Regions from separate parts of the Homo sapiens genome. Here region 2 is linked to region 1. The links are chromatin contacts, found by Hi-C or POLR2A ChIA-PET in ENCODE. All regions are on one chromosome and are shown on one strand. Each heading gives the region's core, a stretch centred on a gene start or an enhancer-like site at or near the end of the contact. The rest is flanking DNA. Distances are from core to core; before and after follow the strand shown.

Region 1 (2,939 bases), core at 241-2,740:
AAAATCTATAGGAAACGTCACCTTTCTAGAGGAAGCTGAGATGGAGCAGCTCTCGTTCTACAGGAGGGGCTGCACAAGCTCTCACCACACATCTCTGTCCTCAGGAAAAGCCTGTGCTGAGTGACCAGGAGTTTCTTGTCACTGCTGCATTTTCTTCTTCTTGTTTTTTGTTTGTTTGTTTGTTTGTTTTTGAGACAGGACTGTGGCCCAGGCTGGAATGAATGCAGTGGCGTGATCACCGTTCACTGCGGCCTCAACCTCCCGGGCTCAAGCAGTCCTCCCATCTCAGCTTCCCAGATACCTGGGATCACAGGTATGTGCCATCACACCCAGCTAATTTTTTGTATTTTTGGTAGAGACGGGGTTTCACCATGTTGTCCAAGCTGGTCTTGAACTCCTAGGCTCAAGTGATCTGCCTGCCTTGGCCTCCTGAAGTGCTGGGATTACAGGTGTGAGCCACCACACCTGGCCTCATCCCTGAAGCATTTTCTGCCACGTCTTAGGCTGCATTGGTGACATAATCTGGGGGCTGCCGCCCCTCACAGCTACGTGACTTCATATGCAAGCTCCTTGGCCTCACTGTGCCTCAGTTTCCTCATCTGTAAAATGGAGACAATAATAACACCTGCCCCTAGGGTGGCTGTGAGCATTGCATGAGATAACATGTGTGTCAGTCAGGAGTTTTGGCTGCAAGCTAGGGATCCAACTCTGGGTGATTAAATCAGAGAGGAATTTATTGGAGGGTATCGAGTAGCTCACAGGTTTGGGAGAAAGTCAGGAGAACTAGCCAAAGCTGCCAGAACTCTGGCCAAATTCACATCAGAGGGCGGCTCTGGCAAACTCAGGACGCTAGATCCGCATGGGGGCACCGCCTCTTGAGCCTGCTCCTTTGTCTCTTGAGTTACCTTAAGAGGCTGGGCAGGAGCTTCTGGCTCCCCCCGTGGAGGTCTCAACCTCACCCCCTTAGCTGCAGGGAAGGCTGGGGAAGTATCTGATGGTTTCAGCAGCTACTGCTGCCTCCATGGTAAGACATACCTAGTTATGAATAACTAACTAAAATAAGTCTGTAAGGTGGGGAATTCCCCAACCTAGGAAAGGAGCTCAGATGAGGAGCAAGAGAGAAAGAAGAGGGGATGGGGTGTGGAGAAGAGGAGAGGGTGCCTTTGGAGCAGAAGCCAGCCGTGGCAAGCACACGGGTTGGTCATCGCGGGTGTCCTCCACCACCCCAGGCTCCCTTGCCTCCCCTTGGACTGCTATCGGATCTAAAGAGGCTACTGAAAAAGAGGAGGCGCAAAACAGAGGCATGAGTTGTTCAAAGTCAAAGAACACAATGAGGGAAGAATTAGTCATTTCAGAACTGGAATGAAACTTACAGCTCATCTAAACCAGATGCCCCATTTTACAGAGGAATGAGGCATTCGCAGGCTAAATGACTCGTGCGGGTCCCCCAATAGCTGATGGCGAAGCTGTGAATTCAGACCCCCACTTCGCTTGAGCAGTGACGGGAAGCTGGTGACTTCAGGCTCTGGCAGGTCAGCCCGGGGTGCAGGGGGCGGCTCCTGGGCTCCTGCTCAGCAGGAGGTGGAGGGGGTCTCTCCCTTCCTGAAGCTTTGAGAGCTGGGGTGCTGAGTACATTCTTGGGCTGTTGGGTGACACCATTCCCCTCTCTGAGTCCCCCAAAGGAATAGCTTTGGCTTCCTACAGTTACAGGGCTTCCTATATTAAATCTCAGCTCTTCGAAACACCCAGAGTAGTTTATCTTGTTCCGACTGGACCCCAATTGAAACGGACAGAACACAAGGAAAAGAGCCCAGGATTTCAAGGTGGAACCTGGTTTTGCCACTTACCATTTGTGTGGCTTTGGGTAAGGCATGTAACTTTTCCACCTTAGTTTGTCCGTCTGTAAAGTGGGCATATTCATACTTCACATTAGGTCTATAGAATAGACATTTCATCAGGGTTGAATTTTTTATGTGCTTATATAAATGAATTTCTTTCTTTGTAGGGGTAAATGGGCTCAGATGGCTCAGAAAAAAAATACGCACTCGCACATGATACACACACACAGAATGATTTAGCAAATACATAGACAACTGGTGAGGAACAATTGGTCAGTGTGGGAGAAGAGGATAGAGGTGTTTTTCAGTTTGAAATTGTTTCAAAATAAATGCTTTCAGGGCCGGCATGGTGGCTCATGTCTGTAATCCCAGCACTTTGGGAGGCCAAGGCAGGCAGATCACCAGAGGTCAGGAGATCGAGACCATCCTGGCTAACACGGTGGAACCCCATCTCTACTAAAAATACAAAAATTAGCCGGGCATGGTGGTACACGCCTGTAGTCCCAGCTACTCAGGAGGCTGAGGCAGGAGAATCATTTGAACCAGGGAGGTGGAGGTTGCCGTGAGCTGAGATCGCACCACTGCACTCCAGCCTGCGCAACAGAGTGAGACTGTGTTTCTAAAACAAAACAAAACAAAAAAAATGCTTTCAGGAAAGAAGAGACAGCTGTGCTAATTTACATCTACTGAACTTCAATACATGTGCAATTTAATGCAGGGGATGTTCGTTTACTTTCTATTGCTATGTAGTGTTCTTTTTTTAAAAAAACAAAAAAACACACACACACACACACAGAAATTTTGTGGTTTAAGCCCCACCCCTTCATTAGCTCCCGATTCTGAAGGTTAGAAGTCACACTGCCTGCCTGTGGCTCTGCACAGACCTCGCCCAGCGGAGATCAAGGTGCTGACTAGCTGAGTTCTCATCAGGAACCTCTGGAGAAAACTCCACTTCCCAGCTCCTCCTTGTGGGCACAATTCAGTTCCTGTGGAGTGGGAATAGGGTCCCCATTTCCTCGCTGGCTGTCAGCGGGGTCACTCCTAGAGGCCACCCTCGTTCCATGCCACGTGGCTCCTCCTTCCGCAGGGGCAAGGGCAGGT
Region 2 (2,896 bases), core at 322-2,821, 250 kb before region 1:
TGGGACCACAGGCAGGCACCACCACACCTGACTAATTTTTACATTTTTTGTAGAGACAACGGCTTGCTATGTTACCTAGGCTAGTCTTAAACTCCTGGACTCAAGCAACCCTCCCCCATCAGCCTCCCAAGGTGCCAGGATTACAGGCATGAGCCACCGTGGTCAGCCTATTATGTTATTTTTTCAAAGGTGCTCTATTCAGTTAGCTAACACCACAGCAAGGATCCATCTAACTGTTTAGTTAAGGACAACCCAGAGCAGGGCCTGAGGCCACAGGACAGAGAAGTCAAGTTTTGATGGGGAAAGCCATTTGGGCCATCTTCCCGATAGGGCTGTCTGTGGTGCCATAGATACGGCAGGATGGCATCGGGCATCTGGAAAGGAGTGGGGAGGCCCTGGAAGCTGGCCTCGAGGGACACAAGAACAAACTTTGTGAACTTTCCCAAATGTGCCCAGGCAATCTCAGTCCCATGGTTACATTTTGACTCCCACAACGAATGCGAAGCCTTGGAGAATGAATGGGTTTTGTTTGGATTTTCTGAGAAGCATCTTAATTCAAGACCTTTTGCCTGAGTGAGTCAGAGGCAGGAAAGCCTCCAGTCCCACACCAGCTGGTACTTTTCCATTGCCTCCTCCTGGATTATATAACACAGCACATTTTTAGAAACTTGGTTCTAGTTGTAGACTTCTGAGCTAAAATTTCAGCTTCCCAGTCCTCACACTGTCACTTTTTCAAGAGAGGAGATATTCGTGGTTTTGAGCAATGGAGAGACGCTGGAGAATAATATACTCATTATATGGAAAAGGAATACAGAGTTCCATGCAGTCATCTCAAAATATTTCCCTCCCACACCTGTGTTTATATAGGGACATGATAAGAGACCCCGAAACTGACTGTTTCATCTTGTTGCACCTGGGAGAGTGCCTCTGCTGGGATACTTTGAGTGTACAGTCACATGTGGAGGTAGTGTATTAGCTAAATTCATACTAACATGTAATCGATTGATATAGCATCCAGAGAAGCATTCTGTGGCAAGGAAGTTTCATGGGGCCATCTTGAGAAAACTGAGCCCCTGAAATAAGCAGAGGCTGGAGCAAGAGGAGGGAAATGTGTCGACAGAGATGGAGGGAAGAGCTTGTGGTAAAAAGGAAACTGAGGTGTAGACCATTTCCACAACAGTCAAGTCCATGTTGCAAGATGACCGATTACAAGGACCAGATTCCAGGTCTCTCACTTCTCACCTCCCTTCTTAAAATACCCAGCCTCACCTTCCGTAAACCGTTTGTCCAAAACAGCTCCTTGTCCCAAGGACCAAGTTTGACCAAATCCTCTCCTATTTAAGTAGAAGCAGAAAAGCACCAGCCCGATGCCAACCTGTCTTCTTCAGCAGCATTTCGGGCAAATCCATTTGCACAGTGAGTGGCGTTTCTTGTTTTGATGTCTACTTAGCCCCCAAAGACACGAAAGCTTAGTCACAGCCCAAAACATGGGACCAAAGCCAAACAGGAATCGAAAGAATCAAAGACAAAGCAAAAGCATGCCAGCTGCAGCTGTTAAGTCTTCTCCGCCAGCCCCATGTCTGGTTTCCTTCCCTTTCATGCCCACAAACACTGACATTTGTGTACATGCCATTCCCGAGGGCCTTCAGATTTAAAACACACACACACCCATCATTTTCAGCTGCACTTCAGAGAAGTGTCTCATAAACTATGCAGAGAGCTACAGCTTAATTCTGGCTTAATATGTTTCTAGACACCTGATTTTTTTGCTGCAATGGCCATTGTATTGCCTTGTATAGCCTTTCTCCAGGTGAATGGGACATCCCTGTCCCACAATTTCTGTTGGAGTTGCATTTTAGATGAATGTCGACAGTAGACCCAGAGAAGTAAACTAGTGGAGGAGTGGAAAGGTCTTGATATAGAAGTCCTCAGATCCCTGCCCCTGTTTCCACAATGAAGGCAGCTATGTATTTAACACTTGTCCAGCATCTACTTGGGTAACATGGCTTTCCTTGGGGTGCCCTCTCTGCTTTATGGTTTACAGGACAATCACAGTTATCCACCTCCAAAGAATTGTCCATCAAGTCAGTCCATGGAGAGACATGGTGATATGGTTTGGCTGTGTCCCCACCCAAATCTCATCTTGAATTCCCACGTGTTGTGGGAGGGACCTGGTGGGAGGTAACTGAGTTATGGGGGCGGGTCTTTCCCGTGCTGTTCTTGTGATGGTGAATTAGTCTCATGAGATCTGATGGTTTTATAAAGAGGCATGTTCCTGCACAATCTCTCTCTGTTTGCCTGCCACCATCCATGTAAGATGTGACTTGCTCCTCCTTGCCTTCTGCCACGATTGTGAGGCCTCTCCAGCCATGTGGAACTATAAGTCCATTAAACCTCTTTTTTTTCCCCAGTCTCAGATATGGCTTTATCAGTAGCATGAAAACAGACTAATGCAGTAAATTGGTACCAGTAGAGTGGGGCACTGCTGAAAAGATACACAAAAATGTGGAACTGGGTAACAGGCAGAGGTTGGAACAGTTTGGAGGACTCAGAGGAAGACAGAAAAATGTGGGACAGTTTGGAACTTCCTAGAGACTTGCTGAATGGCTTTTACCAAAATGCTGATAATGATATGGACAGTGAAATCCAGGCTGAGGTGGTCTCAGATGGAGATGAGGAACTTGTTGGGAATTGGAACAAAGGTAACTCTTGTTACGTTTTAGCAAAGAGACTGACAGCATTTTGCCCCAGCCCTAGAGATTTGTGGAACTTTGAACTTGAGAGAGATGATTTAGGGTATCTGGTGGAAGATTTCTATTTCTAGGCAGCAAAGCATTCAAGAGGTGACTTGGATGCTGTTAAAGGCATTCAATTTTAAAAGGGAAACAGATCATTA

The links. A loop is a pair of places that touch in the nucleus more often than their neighbours do. ChIA-PET counts read pairs that join two places held with the same protein, here RNA polymerase II (POLR2A). Pooled maps may share reads with other maps.
Region 2: a pooled map shows a loop between it and region 1 (2.2-fold over the local background). The contact joins two enhancer-like sites. A Hi-C loop is called at or near these places in 4 of 50 pooled maps. POLR2A ChIA-PET finds 5 or more read pairs at or near these places in 5 of 52 experiments (T-cell, WTC11, activated CD4-positive, alpha-beta T cell and 2 more).

What each region holds. Positions count from the first base shown.
Region 1 is chr10:6,134,907-6,137,845 of GRCh38, reverse strand. All of the region lies in intron 1 of LOC101928080 (a long non-coding RNA gene), which reads left to right. Among named protein-coding and RNA genes, the nearest start is that of MIR3155A, 16 kb to the left of the region's middle. RefSeq lists enhancers at 974-1,273, 2,616-2,939. Within about 2 kb of position 1,490, at least 3 of the 41 ENCODE cell types and tissues checked have a DNase peak (open chromatin) inside an H3K27ac peak, as active enhancers do.
Region 2 is chr10:6,380,906-6,383,801 of GRCh38, reverse strand. No RefSeq gene overlaps it. Among named protein-coding and RNA genes, the nearest start is that of LINC02656, 32 kb to the right of the region's middle. Within about 2 kb of position 1,571, at least 7 of the 41 ENCODE cell types and tissues checked have a DNase peak (open chromatin) inside an H3K27ac peak, as active enhancers do.